3 separate regions of the Homo sapiens genome follow, and regions 1 and 3 are each linked to region 2. A link is a loop called in an ENCODE intact Hi-C map of the cell type or tissue named here. Cell type or tissue: IMR-90. All regions are shown on one strand.

Evidence for each region. Hi-C counts contacts between places; a loop is a spot of excess contacts. Peaks named below come from ENCODE experiments on the same cell type or tissue, not always from the same donor. Only the 100,000 strongest peaks of a DNase experiment are listed, where the experiment ranks them.
Region 1: a loop joins it to region 2, with 1.9 times the contacts of the local background. A loop is called at or near these places in 1 of 110 quality-filtered maps.
Region 3: it touches region 2 in a loop (4-fold over the local background); 1 of 110 quality-filtered maps calls a loop at or near these places.

The regions. Positions count from the first base shown.
Region 1 is chr14:84,061,662-84,069,661 of GRCh38, forward strand. No RefSeq gene overlaps it. Among named protein-coding and RNA genes, the nearest start is that of LINC02305, 150 kb to the left of the region's middle. In IMR-90, no CTCF peak of the experiment used is centred here; no DNase peak of the experiment used is centred here.
Region 2 is chr14:83,813,710-83,821,709 of GRCh38, forward strand. No RefSeq gene overlaps it. Among named protein-coding and RNA genes, the nearest start is that of LINC02305, 98 kb to the right of the region's middle. In IMR-90, no CTCF peak of the experiment used is centred here; a DNase peak (open chromatin) is centred at 3,232.
Region 3 is chr14:83,296,751-83,304,750 of GRCh38, forward strand. LOC105370601 (a long non-coding RNA gene) reads left to right here. Exons shown (of 5, transcript XR_944092.3): 4 at 7,060-7,135. Among named protein-coding and RNA genes, the nearest start is that of LINC02305, 610 kb to the right of the region's middle. In IMR-90, a CTCF peak has its summit at 3,914 (motif pointing right); no DNase peak of the experiment used is centred here.

The DNA.
Region 1 (8,000 bases), 250 kb after region 2:
GAAGTTTGTATAATTTTGGAGTCTCATTTTAAGAAAAAGAATATAAGCTATTAAAACAAAATTAGGCACAAATTGTCTATATATGTGAATATGAACTGTCTCTCTCTATATATACATATGTGTACAAAACACACACTCTATATATATATGTATATTTTTTACTTTGTCTCTATATAGATACATTGATTGAAAAAGAATCTGTATATATATAGCTTATCTATCTTGAGAAAATAATACTTACAAATTTTAAAAATTTGATCAATACCAGAAGAATCAGAAATTGAAATAACTCAACTTTTCTTGTTAATTTTATCTGACATACTTCCTTGATATTTTTAAGTGTACATTTTGATTGTATACTTATTTAGTGGCTTCATCTTATGACAATTTCACTATTTTGTTTATGTTGAGAATAGAGAGATAATTCAGTTTTTCAGGTGGCATTGTTAAAATTGTATTATTATTATTAATCATTTAGACAAGTTTCAACTTCACACTTCATGCTAATAATAAATGTTAATGTTGTTGTCAGTTTCAGGGTTTCATTGATTTCGAAGAATTTAAAGTGTGTGTGTTGACAAAACCTAAGTTTTCTTTGATTTTTCTGATCCACAATTACCAGCTTTTTGTCAGAGCTTGCTCTTATTGTGCTGGCATATTATGAGTTTCATCTTGTTTTTTTTTAATTCTAATATTTTTGTTAAAATCAGAAAAATAAATCTTTCTGTTATGTATTCGTGTAACAATATCTCCTACATTAAGTAGATTATTAACAATAAAAAATCCGCCTTTTTCTTGTATTTGAAATACATCTCTAATTCATAACAAATTTCTACTTTTGGTACAGTGTAAAAGTTTTGTTTTTAATTTCCTTCTCAATATTAGAATGAAATGTCTACTAATTTTACCACTCACATAATTATGACTTAAGTTTCAGGTTCCATTCAGTTTATTAGAAAAATTTCCTAATTTTTAATAACCTTAAAGTGATGAAAGAAGGCATAAAACACACAAGTCCAAATAAATGGTCTATCATTTCTTTCCTGTTTAGTTGAAATGTTGCAAAACATCTTTCCTCTTTAAAAGGTATACCGCATTTTCGCAAATGTACCATTTCCCTTAATAAAGAAAAACAAAATGTATTGTACACTTATACATGCTGAAAATTTTCATACATCCTTGAAAGAAAAGATTTTCTGTTTTAATTTGTCATTGTTGAAAACCAAATTCCCCACTAAAATTGTATACATCACATAAATGAAAAAATTTTCAAAAGCCAACTTCTCATACCACATATTTCTAACACTCATCTATCCCATTAGGGACATACTTGCAGTGTTAGGCAGTACAGGACAGACTCCTTTGTGCCCTGACAAGCGAGAGTCAGCATAGACATGACCCAAATAACTAGACATGGAAGTTACTGTGAACCAAATCAATATCGTCCCAATGCACACACACTAAACACATATTCAACTCAGTTCCTTTTTGCCAAATCCTAATATTGCCTGTGACCACTCCAGTGGTGCCTGGCTAAGGGGAAGTGTGACTGAGGGGGAGCTGGAGTGGTAGTGGGTGAGGGCTTGACCAATCATAGGGAAACTATCTTGCCCTCAAATTTGGTAAAGGCATGGCCACGTGCATTCATCGGTGGGGCCTTTCCCAGGACGTGGAAGAAAACCTTACAAGTCAATGTCTCTTCAAAGGGAATTCTTGGTATATTGTACATGCTAAAAAATAAAAATAACAATAAAACATGATTGTGTTTGCTGTTAAAGGGTAGAAAGAGTATACAGTATGCCAAACACATCTCAAGAGTTAGTGGCATTCTGAAGAGAAAGAAACTATCATTAGATATACTGTCCTTGTCATTTTTAAACAAACTCCCTCTGGGGGATTCCATTGAGTGGCATCTTCATGAATTTCATCAGTAGGGATACCTGCTATGGGACCAGGCAATTCTCTAATATGGTGATTGGGATACAACCCCATTCCTAAAGCAGCAGCAGTGCCCAGCCCCATTATTCATGAAAAATGGTGAAAAAAGTAATAAAGCACAAAAAATGAGGTGTGCTCTAAAAGACAAGGAAGATTACATCAGTGAAACCTTCAGGCATTTTCTGCTGCTTAATCCATTATCATTTTCCTTAAGAAGTTGAAAAATTAGGTGCCTAATTCCAATTGTTCTATGAGAATTTGAAAAGACACCAGGGCACCAAATCTCAAAAAATTTTAAAAGAAACAAAACTAAAGTCCCTCATGCAAATGATAGTTATATGAAAAAACAAATGATAAAGTCATTTGGCTCTTAATTTTTAATATCCTTACAAAGTGTTTTCTACCTACCCCAACCCTCCACAACCTTGCCCCACTTCATACATAATATTTCACATGAAATTAGACTAGCGGAATGATTATATTTGTTAGTTTTAAATTATATGTGGAAATGTTTAAATATCTGGCTTTTAGAAATTGAAGGAATTTACTTACTTTTAAACAATTTTATAAATAGCAATCCAATATTATACATTTAATTGTAGATGTATGTATTTATGTGTGTGTGTGTGTGTGTGTGTGTGTGTGTGTGTATGTATGCATGATTCATGGCTAAAGAAAACATTAAAAAGCTACTTTGCTAGTATACCTCAACACAGAAATATTGTAATTGTAAATGAATAATGAAGAAATCTAGAAAATAATTCAGAGATTAATTTCTGCAGTAATCATCAGAGACAGGATTTCTAATTCTGTTCTTTAAAGCAATACTATTTGAACTGTGTGTGTGTAAAATGTGGGAAATTTTTCCCATTGTAATACACAGGAAGTAATGCATGTTACATTCCTTCCCAAACCCAGAACATGGAAATAGAAATGGAAAAACAATTTAGGCTATAAAATTTCAACAGTAAAGCAAAACAGAGTGCTGCCCTTTAATTTATCTACAAGTCTCCAAAATCCTGATCATAGCCAAATTCAATGGTATTTTAAATCACTGAAGTATGTTAAGAGATACAAAATAAATTCCTGAAAATATCTATCCTCTCCCAAGAGCATTTCTCCTGACAGATGGGAGAATTTATATTTCAGTCCTTTTGGTCTCTCTGTTCTATCAGCGTGCAGGCCTATACTCACACACATGGACAAGCACCCACAAATAATAGTATTTATATGAGTTAACTCACATCTTTAATTGAAATCTCCCTTCTCTTCCTGTTAACCATAGCATGGCCACCCACGATGCTTGTTCAATTCCAGAAGTTTCCTGCTCATTTAGGCAGAATCCTGGAGGCAGAATTCATGGGGGATTAACACTCTAAAGCATCCTTTCACCGTGAATCTCAAATCATTTTGCACATTTTAATTCATTCTTGGAAAGCCACAGACAGGAAGTTAACTGCCATGCCTGTTTTTCAGAAAAATTCCTTTAAATAGAGAGAGATTCAAGTAGATAGAATATATTTAATTCAAGCATATTAAATCAAACACGAGGCATTTTTAAGATGAAATGTTCAAATTTACATAAAAACTATGCTTTAAAAGAGGTATCGTAAAAATCCCAGCCAGGTTTGTAATTAGCTATATCAAGTGAAACACACACATTTACAAACAAATGTTTTATTTAAATGACCGTGCTAATGCAGACTAAAAGAACATAAACAGTGGTGACTAAATCTGTTTATAATTAAAATCTTAATGCATATTTTTCATGTAGCTTACAACATAAGGGTCAGTAAGACCCTTTCATTATGTGTGTAAAAGAATATAACACACTGTAAATACAAATGAAAGATAGTACATTTGGTTTACCCTCTCTCACAATTCATACCACAAAATATGGTTTTAAGTAAAACAAAATAAAACAAAAATGAATACTTTATAAAGTGTCTAATACATTGTGGGATGAAATTACCCTATACATCTTTCCCTAGGGCAACAAAAATTTTGTTTAACATATGAAGATGTAATTTTAGGAAAATTAGACTGTGAATACTCATAATACAAATAGAAGACAGAATGCTTTGTTTTGATAAAGGTAGCATTTCTGTCGACTTCCAGGTAAGAAAAAAAGCAGGTGAAATCCAATTTATTTTAAAAGGTCTTCAGAAAGTGACCCATCCCAAATTAACTTCTCGACTGTCCCATAGTTCAAATTAAAAAAAAAAAAAGAAGTTTAAAGAACAAGTCTGAAGATAAAGAAGAAAAAACAAAAATAATGATATCTGAATGTATTTTCAGTTTTAATCAGAATGTTTTAAAAAGGAGAAAGAGACAGTAGAATTACTTTCTGAGTAATTAGAAGAGAAGATTTCTAAATACATAAGATACACCGTGTGTATGTCGCAATCACATTACAAGTCATAACCAAGTCACAATGAAGTGCATGTGACAATCAAGTTACCAAACGAGGGGGGTGGGGGAACTATGGTATAGAAGAACATGTCAGTTCACGCAATGCTATACTGCGATTTTAGACTATCTTTAAATACAATTAAACAAAGTTATACAGTATCCATTAGTCTTTCCTGGTCTGATAACAGCCTTTCAGTAACAATTTGAGAGATTAATCAAAATAGTCAAATTACATGTATTAAATGCACACACACACACACACTCACACACATATTCAGTGGTTTTTAATGTATTCACAGAGTTGTGCAACCATCACCACAATCAATTTTTGAACATTTTCATTAATCCCCAAATAAATCCCTGTACCCATTAGCAGTTTTAACCAGTAACGTTATTTAAACCGGTTTTGTACATCCCCACTTTTGATCTCTCAACTTGGACCATCCTAGTGTTCTGACTGTGTGTCCCTTGTAATTCCTTCTTCTTTCGTTGAGCATAAGATGGCAGGATGTCACAATATGGTGGTTTAAGATCTCATCTCTGCAGCCAAATTGCCTGTGTTTAAATCCTGATTCCCTTCCATACAAGCCTGGCCTCTCTAGCAAATTACTAACTCTTTTTGTGCCTCAGCCTTCTCATCTGTCGAACAGAGATACAGGTAATAGTGGTATCTCCATCATAGCATTTTGAGAGAATTAAATTAAAAAGACAAAGTATTCGAACAGTTAGCATATATGTTAACCATGTTTTATCAAAGCAAATTGTTTTAGATCCTAGACTATATCATGAGAAAACAGTTGTGTTCTCAGATAGATCTGGAACTTAAAAAGTGTTTCAAATTTGTAAATATCTTAATGTAAATAAATAAAATAATTTTCTTAGGATATGTGATATGAATTCAAACTTATTTTTAAATTATGTAAATGAATTGTTCAAATGTGTATTATAGTTGAAAAAGATAATATCTATTTTGATGCCATTCGATTCATCTTTTTGCTCACAAGCATATGAATGATGACTTTTAAATCAGAAACATCTATTCATGATGCAGATATACGCTGTGTTTGAAATATTGGTCAACATGTATTTAGTGCAAACCAATAGAGGGCATGCTGGTCATAAAACTGAGTGTGAGATTTATCCTCTGTGGCTCTAATTAACGGCATCCGACAAGCTGTCGGTCACCGCTGGAAAACCCATGTTTGTGTATGTTCTCGTTACATCACCTGTGTTTGGAAGCAAGAAGATGTCTTAGTGAGGTCCCGCCCACAGCAGACATGATGCTGTGCCCAGCCGCTCACCCCACTTCACACCAGCATGAACTCACTGAACTTTGGTTGAACTTCCTTGTTGAGTCGAGTACATTTTTTTAATGCAATCTATCCTAGTTAAGCCTAATTTGTATTTCATTTCACAACCTTGTCATTTAACACAAGCCCTTCAAGATAGATTTTAGGGCAGCAGCTAATCTAAAACCTAAATGAAACTCATTCGACCCACCAAGGACATGCTTTCTGTTCCTGGAAGACATTCTTAAGAGAAGTAAATGGGCAAGCATCTCTATAAATTGACTTTTTTTTTTTTTTTGTACTCCATGTTTCTGAGTTGTCTTCTGTTATAGTGAAAAATGACTACTATATATTTTTAGCAATTTTTTCAAATTTTTTTTCTTCCTGGGAAGTCATTTGTTCTTTCAACAACACATAACGGGGAGAATATGGCCAATATTGTCAATCTTCAAGATTATATTTAAAAACTTATCAGGAGTGCACTTTGCAGACTTGGCTATGACAGGTTATATGCGAGGACAACTTTCTTGTCAAATAAGGGTGGTGTGCCTAAGAGGTTTTAATTGCTTTTATTTTTAAAAAAGATTCTTTGCACACGAAAATGTAGCCTTCCATTAACTCAGTAGTAACGAAGATAAATCTTAGCAGAGCAATTATTTCTTGAAGTTCAGATGGCCACACATAAATTTCTTTCCTTGAATTCAGCACATTTTTTGGTTATCTGGTAGGAACATTAAGTCCTTCAGTATAGACAAGCTTTTCTTTTGGGGGGGAGAAGGAGTTATTTCCTTTCTCTTCAAATGTATTTCAAATTTATTGTGTTTGGATAGGCCTGTTGGAATAGTTGCCACTTGTTTCCAAAGTGCTTCTGGAAATATGACTCCTAATTAAATATAAATTGTATAGAATACAAGTATTCTATACCGGATATAAACCTCTAGACTTGGATTTAAGAAGCGCACTGTGAACAGAACTCTCAGGCTGAATTCATTTACTAAATAAATATTGTCTATAGTATGCACAAAGCACTGTAGAAGATAAGATGATGAATAAGATAGAACTTTATTCTCTATGAGTTTATAGATCTTTAGTATAGGTAACAATAATCATTATTATTTGCTGAATATTTACTAAGCATTTGGCATTGCGGGTTTTAAAGATAAGACATACGCCTGATTGTGCAATAGTTTTTGTACAAGGAAGACCTGAGTGCAAGTCAAAGTAATTTTATTGAGCACCTACTATGTAACAAGGATGATGAATGCTCATGGTGCCAATCAAAAACAACTCTGCTTTCACAGAGCATACACTGGTTAAATGCTCTAAGAAAGAAATAGCTAGCTCCTGTGTTATGGGATTCAGAAAGGAAAGATTATCATTTCATTCTGTGTGGAGGAGGTAGCATTATAAGAAAGATTTGGGTATGGAAATGCAGACAGGAGGGAGAAGAAAACCAAGACATCTAAATTATTTTTATCTTGAAGTATAATTTGAAGCTATTGTTAAGGAGAACTTGTAACAATGAGGAACTTTGTCAGAAGTTTTGGAGCGTGTGTATATATCCATATATATATATAGATATATATAATTTTAGAATATTATATATTTATAATTTCAGAAAATTCCAAACTACTAATTCCAGACAAGATCATGTACAGAAGAATTGAGTGATACAATAAAGCTATTTTTATTTCATTTATAGGCTCATTGAAATTGCAAAGCTCTCGATGTACAATCCACCTATATTCACAATGTAGCCAAAGTAAACCTTGAAAACATGACGTGGTCTTAGAAATTACTGGAGCAAAAGGGGCTATAAGAATAAAATTAAAGGATTTTCTTTCTTTATTCTAAATAATATTGCCCTGATTCCTAGGAAATACTCCAAAAGCTTATGGGGATGTACATACCCATTTGATTTAATATCTTGCGATTAAAGATGCTATAGCTGAATCTTGTGCCAAACCCTGTTAACTTCAAAAGGGGAAACATCAGATTCAAGAGGCTGAAGAGGAGACCCAGAGTCAGCAAACAAGACGTGCTTTTATTAGGGGCTTACACACAGGAGAGAGACTCCAGAGGTAGTGGGCTGGACAGGAGAACCACAACCACTTGCAAACAACATGCAGTTTCTATAGCATTTTCACTTAGCAGCTTCCTTTAATGACCTCCACCTGGCAACTTTCATGCAACCTCAAACTCAGAGCCTCTCTATTCCCTCTACAGCCCATGTTTCCCAGGACTGGCTAGGGGCTCAAATGTTCCTCATAGACAAGGAACAAATCTCTGGCTTGGCTACTCCTGGATTATCTAGCTTGGAACATACATTCAAAAGCACCTACCATACGGGATCATCCTAAG
Region 2 (8,000 bases):
AATAATGCAATTATTCACTCACAGCAACTGCCTCCAAACAGGGAGGCATGTACCTGCAGAATAAGTCAACTTATTAGTTCTATCCATCACATTACTCTTTCCTAACTAAAGTATTCTGAAATAGTATTTCTCAAATTTAAGTTATCCACGTATTACCTATACTGTTTCACCACCTGTAGCATTTCATTCATATTTTCATTAAGTCAACTAATGCTAAAAAACATGTGCTGATAATGCTTGTTTCACACTAATGTAATCACATAAATATTAAAACAAAATAATTTTATATTTGCACTGTTGGAAATAATCTTTCATGCTTTCTATCATGTTTTGAAATATACAGGCCCCAAATTATAATTGGCAATAAAGTAAGATTATTCTCAAATCCATGTTGAGGTCACACTCAGCTGTATGCCTGTGTCGTTGTTTGTGAAAATCATTTAACAAATGTACTCAAAAGAAGTGTGTTGAGTCCCTGAACTGGAAGGGAGTATTCCCACGGTAGAGTCGCAGGAGGACATGGCTTAGTGCCCAATTTCACATAGCTTACAAAACATCAAATTACTATGTGACAAGAAACTAGGAAAGCATAGATAAAGTTATAAAGAAATACAGAATAAGGAAACATACTTCTCATTGGAGAATAAGAAAAGAATTCAGGAGTAGTTTCTCCAGGGCCTTTAAATGACAGAGTAAACATTTAGTCTTATAAATATGATGAGAATGAGGTAGTGAAGGGGGATGATGTTTCTGAAAGATATTTCTGATGGTAGAAAAAGCATTCATAAAGAAAGTGACAAAAAACTTGCTAGGCAGGATCAGGAGACTGCAAATATCTCTTAGAGTACATGGTACAAGAGTCTGGCTTAGTGGGGAAGAAAGTATATGTGGTGTTGGTGTTGAAAAAGAAATACTTTAAATGGCAGTATAGGGGATTTGGAATTCTGCAGTAAGGGATTGTGAGCATGTAACTGTTGCATACATATATATTAACTTAGTGTAATGCATAATGTGTTGTCATTATAAAATATTTATCATCATTTATCACTGCTATTATAATAGAATGTATTATTATATTTGTAGTATTACTGATGTGATCTATTATGTTACTAATATCTGTATAGTATTTCATACATCTGTGCATATATGTATGTATATGTCTATACAAACATATGCACATATCATCGCCATTTTGCAAAAGATGCATAATGTGAACCAAAAAGAGAAAGCACACTGCGATATGTACTTTGTTATGATAAGTTACAAACCTGAAAACTGACCATCAGAAACATCATCACTTTCTAATGTCACAGAACTACAATTCATACTCTTGTCTATGATGACTCAACCTATGCTTCTGAGCAATACAATTTTTCATGGCATAAATTGAATAGGTAAACAACTTTCTATTTAGATTCCTCAGGTGGCTTAATCCTCTTTTCATGGGTTAGAAATATATTATCTCAGAACAAACACACTGTCTCTCTAACTCCAGAGTCATAAAATTGCCATTGATAACCAGTATAAAAAAAATCTATTACACTAAGGGTTGCTGCCAGAACCAGAACTAGTACATATAGCCTCTAGCTAGCTGGGTGCTTTACTAAAGGCACAGTTTTACTGAACCTCAGTTTCTTCATTTCTAATATCAGCATCTTTGAACTCAATCACTTTAAGAATCTTTGCCAAATCTATAAAATTATGATGATGTATTTAGCACCAGCAGGAAATGTGGACCTTAGTCATTTTATCATGTTCTTGACATCAGGGTTTAGTAGTACCATTTAAAAAATAAAATTAAATAATTAGATTATTTTATAGACCATTATTATTTTTGAGAAATCATCTTTGTTGTGTTTAAATTTTGACGTACTAAAAAGTGAAAATAAAAAAATTCATTGGTTCAGACCACAGATCACTTCCTGCCATTGTGATCTTGATTAAGGTATCTACAGATTGCTTGAATTCCAGCTTCTGCATCTGTGAATGTGGAATAATAAGAATTAAAAATAATGTATTTGAGACACTAGCCATATATCTGGCACTCAGCATAAAAGGAAAAATATAGCATGCTGTTTAAGAGCACAGGTTTAGGCATCAAACAGACCTGGTTCTATAACCTTGAAGGCATATTACTTAACCTCTCTAAGACTTTAAAACAGGGACTATAATAATACTTCATAGTGTGATAATGGAAAATGGAGAAAATATTACATTAAAAACTACTTGGCACAGTGCTTCATACATAATATACATATATATTTATAATATATAAATAAATTTATTTTATTTATTTATAATCTATATATTTATTTATAATGTATAATTCTATTTATATAATTTATATACCATTTATATAATAAATAACTATTTAAGAATAATTAATAATTTAAACTAATTTTAAATAATTGGTAACAACTATAATTGTTAATAACTCTAATAATAATAAATAATTGTTACTCTTACTATTGTTCCATTAGAGGCACATATGACTATGATATTAATATGTTTGCTATTTGAAATATGTAATTTTAAATACTAGTTGATTTTCAATTTTGAAATGGGTATGCATTTATGGTAACAAAACCCACGGAGTACTTTTTCCCGTAATGCACTAACACTGGCCACTGAAAGTCAGGTACCAAGTACAGAGTTTCCCCAGACAGTAAGGAGTCATTGAAATTTCTTTTCACTTTTCATTTAAGAGGTAAATAGACTTACTAAAGTCACCAAACTAAGCCATTACCAAGAAACATTTATTATAAGATGCGATTAAACAGTATGACACAGAGAGAGAGAGAAAGCAATAATTTTTTTTAGTTTTATTTTTAAACGGCCTGGGAAAAACAATATCACAAACCCATAATTTAGTCATTATTTATGAAAGCTAAGAAAAGAGACCTATTCTGTCTTCCAATTGTAAAAACACGAGCACACATTCCTTTACATAAAGTTACAGTGTCTAAACACAAAATGTTAAAATACGCATTAGAATTCATTTATAATGATTAGTAGTTTGAGTAGGGAGCAAAGTCTTTCTGGTATCATTTTTCTTAAAATACCGGTCTATTTCATTATTTAATCAGAACCACAAGCGTATTCATTTTCAGGGTAAGATAGCTGGTATTTTCTCCCTGTGTGACTATTCCCCAAGTTTATTTATTCTTGTCCTAATGAATGTCTTATCTGTTCTTTCCTAATCCTGCTGCACAGGAATGGTAAGGGATATCCGGCATGAGCGCCTTTTGACCTTAATTTTAAGTGCATTGCAGCATTCCTGAATGTCAAACCAGCGTGCCTTTCCACTTCTGTTCCTGAAATCCCATACCTAAAGTGTATCATGTTTGTCTGCTTTATTTGCCTCGGGACATAAATCCTGACCTTGTGAGCTACTGACTCTGCCATGCCCCTCTGCAGTTCCTAAAAGCTATTTCACCATAGGGAAAATGAGATAGAGTAAGAAAAATAAAGATTAAGATTACTTTTTAAATGAAGAAAAGGCAGATTAATAAGAAGCAATCATTCAGTCTTAGAATTATTTCTTTTATATGTGTGTATACACACACACACACACCTATGCACTTATTTAAATCACTGGGGTGTGTGTGTGTGTATATATATTTATATATAAATACGTACGATCCTCCCACAGCCCACAGTATCCATGGGGGATTGAACCAGGACCTCCCACAGATACCAAAATTTCAATTTCTTTATATAAAATAGCATGATATTTGCATATGATCTATGCACATCCTCCTGTATATTTTAAATCACCTCTAGATTACCTACAATACCTAATACAATGTAAGTGTCATGTAAGTAGTTGTTATCCTGTCTAAGGAATAATAACAAGAAAATAAGTCTGTACATGTTCATCCATGAGTTGAGCAGACGTGAAACCCACAGATAGCATTTTTTGAAATAAAAAAAAAAACCTCCATCAGAAGTAAGGGAAGAGATTGCATTTTAGCACAAAGCTATTACAAATTCCTGATCATTCTTCAAGTATTTTTTAGTGCTTGCTATTTGTATAATTAGTGCTCACCAGATTTTGGAGACACAGAGGTAATTAAAAGTGAGTCCTGCCTGCAAGACTCTTACAATCTAGTGGGGAATAGAACAATAAAATATAGGAAAATAAATAAATTTAATACGGAAATTACTCTAATAAAAGCATATTGCATATGGAAATATGGGAATTCAGCACTTAGAAATGCACACGAGTAAGCTTGAATGCATCAAAAACATTTCACAAAGCTGATATTTCAGTTGTTTACTGGAAGTCTGAGTTAGTCAAACAGGCAAAGGCAAAAGGATGCTGTAGAGAACCCCTAAGGATCTTTTTGATAGCTGGTGACAGAGATCCAAATATGATCCCCAGAATGCATTATTCAACATTTTCTCAGTTGGTCTCCAGAAGGGCTACTAAATAAGCCTTTTGAAACATAAGGCAAAAAAAAAAAAAAATTGTGTGACTTCTAAGCGTCCCAATCCATGGTGCCTTGGAGAACGGGCATGAGTATGAAACAAAGAGATAAATAACCGCCCAATGGAGGGATTTTGAAGGTGATTTATTTTTGCTCTGAGGAAACATACGATAGCTTCTGTAGGATGGAATGTTAATAAAGGGGTGTGGAGGTTTAAGCATGGAGCTTCTTTGGAGTTATTTTTCTCCTTTTTTGTAGTTCAGTCATGAAGTTTCCAGCATTAATATCAACATCACCACTAGTTTACAGGTATCTTGATTCACCATCCATGTATGTATAACATAAAACTAGCTCAGAAGCTATAAGTCACTGAGACAACAGGAATCTTAAAGCATAGTACTTAAAATTAAGAATATTAACTTCTCAATCTTGACTATTGACCATATTAGGATTAGTGTGGTTCCTTAATAGGGTTTCAGGAAATAGTCTCAAAGCACATTTGTCTCTTCTTCTTCAGGTAAAATACAAAGAAGAAGACAGATGTGAATATTTGTGGTGAGGAAAAAAGTTAAAAGCAAAAAACCAAAAACAAAATAACTTTTCTTGAATAGAAACAATTTTCAAAACTATTTAGTCTTCTGCTAGGACGTCAACATGTAGCACAAAGCTATTATTAAACACATTGTGTTTAAGTAAAGTCCCCCAAAATTATCATTGAAAGCATGAGTTTTCTTGAGAGTTTAATGGCTAAAGTATTACTTGAATGAATTGAACACCAAATGTAAGGAAAATATTTTAATTAATTTTAAACTTTATCTTAGAATTATATCATATTGCAAATATACTAGCTCCTACATAAAAGTCTTCCTTTATCTGTATAACAAAATCAAAATTCTTTATTATGCAAAAAACTCTTTATTGGCTGGATCCTGACTACATTCCCAGTCCCTCTTTTTTCTATTTCCCCACATTCATATAATATGTCTCTAATATGATGACCACCTTGAAATTCCCAAATTAACTGTGCATTTTCACATTTCCACATCTTTTTCTTTCTTTCTTTTTTTTTTTTTTTTTTTGGAGATGGAGTCTCGCTCTGTGACCAGGCTGCAATGCGGTGGCGCAATCTTGGTTCACTGGAATCTCCACCTCCCGAGTTCAAGCGATTCTCCTGCCTCAGCCTCCCAAGTTGCTGGGACTGCAGGCACGCACCACCACGCCCTGCTAATTTTTTGTATTTTAGTAAAGATGGGGTTTCACCATGTTGGCTAGGATGGTCTTGATCTCTTGACCTCGTGATCCTCCCGCCTTGGCCTCCCAAAGTGCCGGGATTACAGGCGTGAGACACCGCATCCGGCCACTTCCACATCTTTAAACTTACCCTTTGCTTAACTGAGAATGACTATCCCACCAGAAATAATACATCCCAACACCTTCACACAATGCCAAAAAAATGGGAAACTTTTCAAAATTATTTGTGAATTGGGAAAGTGAGGGAGCATTAGATTTGTATGCGTGTGTGCACGTGTGTGTGTGTGTGAGACAGAGACAGAGAGACAATTTCCAGATATTGTTCTAGTTTATGAAGAATGGCAAATTTAAATAATCGCTGAATTTGCAAGTGATGACTTAGATCTGAAATCTTGGAACTATGTCTTATATCTTCATCAGACTTATCTCTGTTATCCTCACTGGGTTGAGAGGATGTTTCAGTAGAGGAGAACTGAGGTAAAATGCAGTAGTCCTGCTAACAGTTTGAGACAGAATTTACATTTGGAATGAAGTAGAAGCTTTTGTTTACTTGCTTTGTTTTCCAAACCTAGAACTTGATGTTGTAAAGTTCTCATTCTCTTGTGTTTATTCCAATATCACTGTTGATTTGTAAAATTGTCTTGACTCTAAGAATACTAACAGGTCACAGTTGTTAGAGGTTTATAGTACACCAGGCACTGGAATATATTCATTATCACATGTAATATTCTTTAAAAATCCACCAGATTCAAAGTAGATACACAATTTATAAATGAGGTATGTAAGGCACAGAGATTCTAGATATGATGCACAAAGACACACAGCTGATAAGAGACAAAGCCAGAATTTTTTTTTTTCTTTGAGATGGAGTCTCGCTCTGTCACCCAGGCTGGAGTACAGTGGCATAATCTTGGCTCACTGCAACCTCCACTTCCTGGGTTCAAGCGATCCTCCTGCCTCAGCCTCCCGAGTAGCTGGGACTACAGGTGCGTGCCACCACACCCGGCTAATTTTTGTATTTGTACTAGCGATGGGGTTTTGCCATGTTGGCCAGGCTGGTCTCAAACTCCTGACCTCAGGCGGTCCGTCCACCTTGGCCTCCCAAAGTGCTGGGATTACAGACGTGAACCACCGTGCCCTGCCAAAGCCAGGATTTTAAAACATGAAGATCTCGGAGTCCTTGTTCTTCATTATTATACTACAATGTTCCTGTGTTTCTACTGTACTAACACAGTTTCCACTATGTTTTAGGCACATAACACAGAAACTTTATTAATATTATCTAATTTGATATTTACTACAATTTTGTTTACTATGTACAAGTCAAAATATAACTCACATAAATAAAGGCTCTTACCATAAGTCATGAGATTATTTATTAATTATCAAAATTAACTTTAGGTTTCTTTAACTTAGAAAACATATATATATATATATATATATATATATATATATATATATATATACATATAAATGAAAATATTGCGTTTTGGAAGAAAGATCAAATTATACATAAATGTTTTCCAATATTATGATAGCATGAAAATACAAAAATAACAACAAAAAAAGGTAAAGAAACACAGAAGTGAAAGAAGCATCTCAAAGGAATCATGATGACAGGCAGGGACCCTGAATAATTCTATGCACTTTTCCCAAACTAAGGCTTTACCAAAAGTCATGTGCAAAGAAAACTGTGGAGCTAGGATGTTTTCAACTGTTCTTGATGCAATTATAGAAGAAAGTTTACATGTTGCCTTCCCTCCTCCAGTATGATTCTTCCATTTTATGCCTAAAATATTTCTGTTATCTTCCACCTCTACCTTGTGATATTCCCTCTCCTCATGGACCACGCTTATTTAGAACATTGTATGAGAATGTAGAATTATGGCTCAAAACAACACCCAGTTAGTGGTGTTGCCAACATAAGGACCCAGATCTTTCCATTATTTTCACTGAATGCCAATACATGCAATTTAGTGTCTACTATTTTATTCTCAAGGTCAAGGGCAAAACCACTTCTACAAAAAAAGGCAGTTAAAAGTTCACAAATAGAAGAAAGAAAATTGAAAATTTTTATAATATACAAAATAAATTTAATAATGTGGATATGAAGCTCTTTGTCAGTTCACAATAATTGATTAATAATTTAGCCCAAGGAAGTCAAGAAGGACTTTGCAGCCTTAACGTTGTCACTAGTGCCCTCCTGTAAGTTTAAGGTAGAGAACCTGTGCCTGATGACTCTGGATACCTAACTTTTAAAAGGAAATTTTCCTTGCAAGTGTTTGGTTCACTGTTACCCATAATATATATGTGTTTAAT
Region 3 (8,000 bases), 520 kb before region 2:
TATAAACATTCCTGGAGCTTCATTGATTGTGTTTTATTTTTTATATTCCATATAAAAATATTTGTCATATATTTCCTTACTAAACAGATTTTAATTTGATTTCATAGTTCTATTTTTGAAAACCAATATCTACTACCTGCTGCCATGCTATTTAAACTCACACAAATCTTGGAAGATCTGTTCAGGCTGGCATATTTTAGGTGAAATTTTGCAACTGCTAAATGATTATACCATAGGACTGGAAAGAGGTATATTCTTAATAAAATAAAAGCAATAGAATAAAGCCAAGCTATGCTGAACAATGCTGCAGGACTTGTTATTGCAAGGGAGTGGATTGTTAAACAAAATAAAAATAATAATTTCATTCTAGCCTTATTTTTTTTTAAATGTGAAGATGAAAGGTAATTTATATCAAGTGGAGAAAAACAAAAACTTGACACTTGGCAGTATAGAGCTATAAAATCGCCTCTTTTATTTTTCTATCTAATACAAAAATTTTATAAGAGAAACAAATTTGTATAAAGTTGAGGCTTTTGCCTTACAGAATAAAGAAAGGAAAAATACTACAACAATATTTAAGAAAAGCTACATATTTTGATCCTTTGTTAAAGACTTTTCAAACAGGATAGAAGATAGAAAACCAGGCTCTCCCTAAGAATATTAATGAAGAGGGTAAAAATATGCATTCCTGCTGGACATGAGTCGAAGTAAAAATTTAATACAATGCACCGTATCTCTTAGCCTAACAATCAAACCTTGACAAACATTCAGTTACACATGTTTCTGTGCATGTGTATGCATGCTTGGGAGCACGTGTTTCCCTACAAAATACATGAGGAAGTTTGCATAAGCATTTTAAACAAATAACCCAATTGTAGAGATACTTAAAGAACACCTGAGTACCTCTGAAACATTTAAATTGATTATATTCTATTTACTTTTTTATATTTTGAGAGCAAAGAGACTTGCCTAATATGAATTTTGGTGACAGAAAACAGCTTTGTTATTAGTACTAAATTCAGTGGAATGGGTTATTTACAGCTTAATTTCAGGGTAGTAATTCTGTTGTCAAAACTATCTCTCAAAACTTTATAGTTTATTATCTTAACTTTTATGACATTCACAATGGCCTGAATATTTTTGTATTATACTGTTTGTTTTTCTTTAGACTAAGTTTATTTATTTTCCCCTTGAAGGTTGTGTTTTATATACATATATACATACATACATACATAAATACATGCATACATACATACATACATATTGTATTAGTCTGTTCTCACACTGCTATAAAGAACTGCCTGAGACTGGGTAATTTATAAAGGAGAGAGGTTTAACTGACTCACAGTTCCGCATGGCTGGGGAGGCCTCTGGAGACTTACAATCATGGTGGAATGGGAAGCAAACACATCCTTCTTCACATGATGGCAGGAGAGAGAAGAATGAGAAATGAGTGAAGGGGAAGCCCCTTATAAAGCCATCAGATCTTATGAGGACTCACTCACTATCATAAGAACAGCAGTGTTGTTGAATCATGAACACCCCCATGATTCAATTACCTCCCACTGGGTCCCTCCCATGACACATGGGGATTATCAAAACTACAATTCAGGATGAGATTTGGGTTGGGACATAGCCAAACCATATCACGTGTGTGTGTGTGTGTGTGTATCTGGATTATTGGATGGAATCAGGTTTCTGAATCAGGTTTTATTTCATCAGTGTATTTAGTCTGTTCTCACACTGCTATAAAGAACTGCCCAAGACTGGGTAATTCATAAAGAAAATAGGTTTAATTGACTCACAGTTCCGCATGGCTGGGGAGACCTCAGGAAGCTTAAAATTATGGTGGAAGGAGAAACAGGCACGTCTCACCTGGCAGCAGGTAAGAGAGAACAAAAAGCCTATGAGAAACTGCCATTTATTAAACCATTGGATCTTGTGAGAACTCCCTCGCTATCAAGAGAGCAGCATGGGAGAAACGTCACCCATGATCCAGTCACCTCCCACCAGATTCTTCCCTCGACACTTGGGGATTACAATTAGTGGTGAGATTTGGGTGGGGACAAAGAGCCAAACCATATCAATCAGTTAAGACATAACCAACTGATAGAATCATGTATAGAATCTTGAGAAATTTATGTTTTTTTTCTCAAATCAGGACATCAAATGCCTGGGAATTTAAGGTTTTTTTTTTTTTTTTTTTTCATAAGATCTAGTAGCCAACCAGTTAAGGACAGAGCCAGTACTGCAAGGCTTAGCATATCATTCTTTTTCCCATCTGTAAAATGGTCTTTTAATATTAATGCCTTAATAAATTGAGGTGTTTAATTTACTTTGGATGTATTGGAGGAAACCAAGAAGAAAAGGCCTCTTTCTCTTCACATGCTTGCTCCAAGACTCAAAGAATAGAACTCGTGAGGCTTCAGATAGAGCCAGGCAATTCCCTTAGGTATGGACTTCTTTCCCTATCCATTAACAGATTACAGAGAATTTTCCTAGAGGAATTCTTGCCACTCCTCATGAGCCTTACATGTGATACTCAGTTTGCTATTGTTAATAACAAACAGCATTTCGGGAAAATTTAGTTTTTCTTAGTCACACAGGTGACTTCAATTTCTACAACCATTCTTGCCCCCTCTCTCTTTCATTCCTTTGCTATCAACTTTGGGGACTTTATCCTTATTGACAGTGGTAAATGGTCATCTGGATTCATGCTTCAAAGTTTGAATGGTATTTATATAGCTCATAACTTTTTTGCAGTAGCATTTTCCTATGTGATGCTGATTTACATATGTCCTAGTTCATTTAATCTACACACAGCTCTAGGAGGTAGATATTATTATTATCTCCCTTTCATAGACAAGGAAATGAAGCTCAGAGAGTTATGCAACTCACTAGAAATATCAGCACTGGTACTAGATATAGGATTTGAACATATGAGGTCTCATTCTGGGCCTGGATCTTATTGCTGCCCAGTTAGTAAGAAAAACATATTGAGTGTCTGGTTTTCTGTCTGAGAGTCTAGGAAATGGGAACTGATAAGAGTGAGATATCGTTGATTCAGCCGAATGGCAAGGATTTTGTAACAAGCTACAAATTAGGGTGATCCGGATACATTAAAGATAGGTCTGGAGGTGAGATTCTGTGATGTTTACATATTTACATAGGTATACATATTATGATTCAATGTTCCTGAGGAAGCTAAAAAGTAAATTCCAATTACCCAACTGGCTCCACTTTCCTCCCCATCATACTCCCAAGTGTGTGTGTGTGTGTGTTTATCCTGTATATTAAAAATCCCAAATAATACAGGTCAGTCTGGAAGAGGTTTCAGAACATGCTTGCTTTGATAGATTCAGAATCAAATCCCTCAATACATCTAACATTTCTACTAATAGAAATAGTGGAGGCAACCCTGTATTACCCATTGGTGGATCTTTCTAAATATAATTTTTCTTCTGTTTGATTGGAACGATTTTACAAACATGTAAGTATGAATGACTCTTTGAAACATATTTCTTCTCTGAGTTGCATATACTTATGAAAGAATACTCGAAGTGGATTAAAATTCTAACTGGAATGTTTACATTCTAACATGTACAGCAATAAAGTCTACAGTAAAGATTATCACATTCTTCTCTTGCTCATGTTACCAGAGATAGAGCTGAAAATATCATAGTGATATATGCTTTTGGTGTTAGGAAATCAACAATCTTTGAAAATTTTGTATTCCAGAATAAAATAAAAAACCTTCAAAGGCCTAACAGGTGGCATACCATTTCTCTTTGATTCTGAAAAGCTACACACCACACACACTCACACACACAAACTCACATAGGCGCATGAAAGAAAAAGACCAAAAGATTATCTGCCTTTGTCTTGTTATGCCTAAAATATTCCACTAGAGGACAGTGCAGCTATTGTCATTCAGCCATGCCAAGTTTTGATCAAATTTCCTGATGCTTTTGCAGAATATAGAAAGCATACATTCATTTAAAATAAACTGCAGGCATTTGTTTTAAAAGCACTTTAGCTTGTACCTGATGGTTAATAGATCTGAATTGCTTGGAGCCCTGATGCACACAGAGTAGAGAACATAATGAATTTAGCAGATTTTTTAAAGAAGGGAGAGGTTGGGGAAGAAGACAAATATGAGCTAATTTTTTTCATTTGCCTTGATACCTTAAGGGAAAAAAAAAGCAGAAATAATGCACAATCATTATGAACAAGCTGGTAGATATAAGTATTAGTTTACATTTAAATGAAAATAGCTTATAGAGAGGGAGAATGGATATGACTCAAATAGTTTCCAGCATCTTGTTTGAAATGCAAAAGAGCAGTTTATATTTATATTAATTTAGGTGGATGCCTCTGGTTTTCTTGGGACTTCTCAACAAATTATTTCTATTTATCTTGGAAATGGGCATTCGGAACATGATCTGGAGGCTATGCAAAGACTTCTTGAACTTGAGACCTAGAAGATTTGATACCAACTCAGGAAAAAAAAGAGCCTGGGTTACTTGAACACCCTTCACAAAGGAGAAGCGGGCAGAGGGGACCCAAGAAATATGTTAGGGTGTCATTTCTTTTCATTGGCAAAATTTAAAAGAATAAACTTATAAACATAAGGCACCAGAAATAAAAACATCCTCTCGTTCTGTTTCCTGCAGTGACAAAAGATATATATTCTAGATGGTAGAGAGAGCTGCCTTGGAGATAAATTGTCTGATTTCAGCATCTCAGCGGTGGATAATAGATTCCCCTCAGAACCACATAATTAAAAAATGACATTTCTGCTACTTTGTGCCAACTTGGTACCGCTGCTGCCCCTGGCTTCCGGGCCTGGGAGCCCTGCAGGGTACAACCAAACAAATTTTGCATTATTCAGTGGGACAATGTAAGGTCATGTTAACAAAAAAAGTTCCTTCTGGGGGGACCGGAGGACTTTAGTATTTTCTTCTCCACAAATTCCTCTTTCTGCTTTTCTTCTTTTTTTCTTTTTCAACTCTGCCAACATGAAAAAGATATGAACGATGAGATTAGGACATCCACTTATTACAAGTTGGCCAGATGAAAGAGAGCATATGTGTGTAGCAGAATAAATTAAAGCGTCTAATTTTAGCACCTTTTTTTCCTCCAAGCAGATATTCAGAATCAGCCAAAGATGAGGCAAATGCTGTGAGAAAAAATATGTAAATCAAAGTGCTAAATCCATATCCTTAGACATCTTTAGGACGAAATGGTTAATCCTCATGTGGATCCTGGCCACCCCCCCGCCCCCACATCTCTCCAGGAGTTTCCTGAAAGGCAGTTGACTGCAGTCTGAACAACTGTTCTTTATGGGTCTCTCAGTTCACTATGTATCTCAAAAAAAGTGCATGTGCTAGACAAGCCTCCAATTAACAGTTACTAAAGTGTAAATGGATTTCCAAATGTCACATAGCTGGTAATTAGTGAAACCAGGACTAGCAATGGATTTTTGATTCCTCTTTGAAGTGTTTTAGTAACAGCCAGTATTCTGCAGGTGTCTTTAGTTCAAATAATGAAAGTACACTAAGAATATTCCTTTTTCTTAAAGGAAATAGAAGAAAATATAAGACTCTTTAAAAAACTACAATTCAATGAATTTAAATTTTGTGATTTCAACCATCAATTAGGATTTTGATTTTAGGTTCACAATGTATTATTATGAAAATACATATGAACCAGGTTATTCATTTCAGCATTGTTAGTCATTGTAAAATATTGGATACAAACTAAATATCCATAATATAAGTTGGCCTGGAGCGGTGGCTCACGCCTGTAATCCCAGCACTTTGGGAGGCCGAGGAGGGTGGATCACGAGGTCAGGAGATCAAGACCATCCTGGCTAACGTGGTGAAACCCCATCTCTACTAAAAATACAAAAAATTAGCTGGGCACGGTGGCAGGCGCCTGTAGTCCCAGCTACTCAGGAGGCTGAGGCAGGAGAATGGCGTGAACCAGGGAGGCAGAGCTTGCAGTGAGTGGAGATCGAGCCACTGCACTCTAGCCTAGGCAACAGAGCCAAACTCTGTCTTGGAAAAAAAAAAAAAAAGAAGTAGATTTCTATGAACTAATGTTGGATAATTCCCAGAATATATTGCTAAGCCAAAAAAAAAAAAAAAAAAAAAAACCCAAGAGCAACAGAGTTTTCTATAATATGTTTCATGTAGGAAAGTTAGGAATGTAAGAAAATATACATGTATATTTTTATTTATGGAGAAAAAAATACAGGTATGATAACCAGAAACTATTAAGATCAATTACTAACAGGGAGATGGTGAAAACAGAGTGAAGAGGATGAAACAATAGAAGTGGAGTGGAGTGGCACAGATGAGAAGACAGTGACACTGTTTGGAATATACTTTTTGAATTGACATGAAACTAAGTTTGTAGTATTGTTTCGCCTACCCAAAATATAGATTAAAAATTTAAAATCCCTCAGGAAGTGAGGGAAACCCAACATGGAATACAAGCAGTAAAGAGTAACCGAACTGTATTACAAATGAGTAACATACTCCCACTTAAGAGGGTGAAAAAGTAAAGTACCTATTTAAGGAACTTTGGAAGGCAGTATTGCAATGTAAAATTAAAGGTTAAGGTAAAAAAGAAAACAAGAGATATTGTACTCTAGTTAGCAACATTGCTTTTCGCAAATGTAGGCATTACAAAATCTGAAAATGCTTTTTTTTTGTATACTAGAATTGAACAAATACTCAAATATATTGTGGATAATGTGATCCAAGTTTCTGTATGTTAGATAAAGAAGTAACAATGTGGAAAGGAGAAAAGTTAGAATGAACTCTATGGTGCTGGATTGGAATTTATATCACATAAAGTCATGGATTTTGCATATGTCCATAGATAAATGGTAGAGAAATAAATATTGATGTGTGCATGGATACATTAATATATATCTGTAAAAGTGTGTATGGATGCATATTATATATAACAATATCACAATATTGTTGCCCAAGTAGCAATAAGCACACTTAATAACCAGGTCTTGATTTCTAAATGCTATTTTTTTAAAAGGATGGGATCTTTTATGAAGAAATGGATTGGGAAGAAAAACATAAGATAAGGTTGGAACCTCTTCTGGTGCAAGAAGGTAAAGAAGTGTTCAAATGATGATGGAGGCATTTAAAAGGGACACAGGAACCAACTTAAGATTTCAATAATCTCAACTGGAAGAATTTGAAGTAACAACATAAATCATGATAGTATTGGAATATGAACCATAAAATAAATACTTATGAGTCTGTGCTGATAGGAATAAACAACTGAATAAATAAGTAAATGGTGGGGAAGAAGCAACAGCTCTTCCTTATAATACAATCACAATTAAGCAATGTGGAAAGAATGACAGAAACAGATAATTACCCTTGGGCATGCATCATGGTATAATAGTTGCAGGCAAGAATCATTCATGGAAACTAAATGTATTGAGGAAAAGTATAATGGAGCACAGGTTATTTGCATAGTCAAGATATAACTCCCTGCAAGATTCCTATTAATTACAAAAGGAAAACCAATAGCTTTTCAGTGGAGAAACTTGGCAGACACAAAAGTGATGAATTAATTAGAGTTAACATCACCAGTTTTAAGATATATTGACATGACATTCCTCCTGATATAATGCAATAAAAAGGGTAAAACATTATTTTAGTGGCATTTTTGAAAAAAAAAACACAAAAATCTCCATGTAATCATGATAAAATGTCATACAAACACAAAAGGAATGAATGACATTATGCAAAATACCTGACTGTTATCAAAAGTGCTAAGGTTATGAAAGACAAAGAAAATGATAGAAAGACTCTTATAGACTGGAGGAAACTAAAAAAAAATGACTATTAAATGCGATATGTGATCCAGGTTGATACAGAGAAAGAACACTAGTGTGAAGACACAGGAAATTCAAATCAGGCTTCTAGCTTAGTCAATGAAAGTATATCAATGTTAATTCTCTGGTT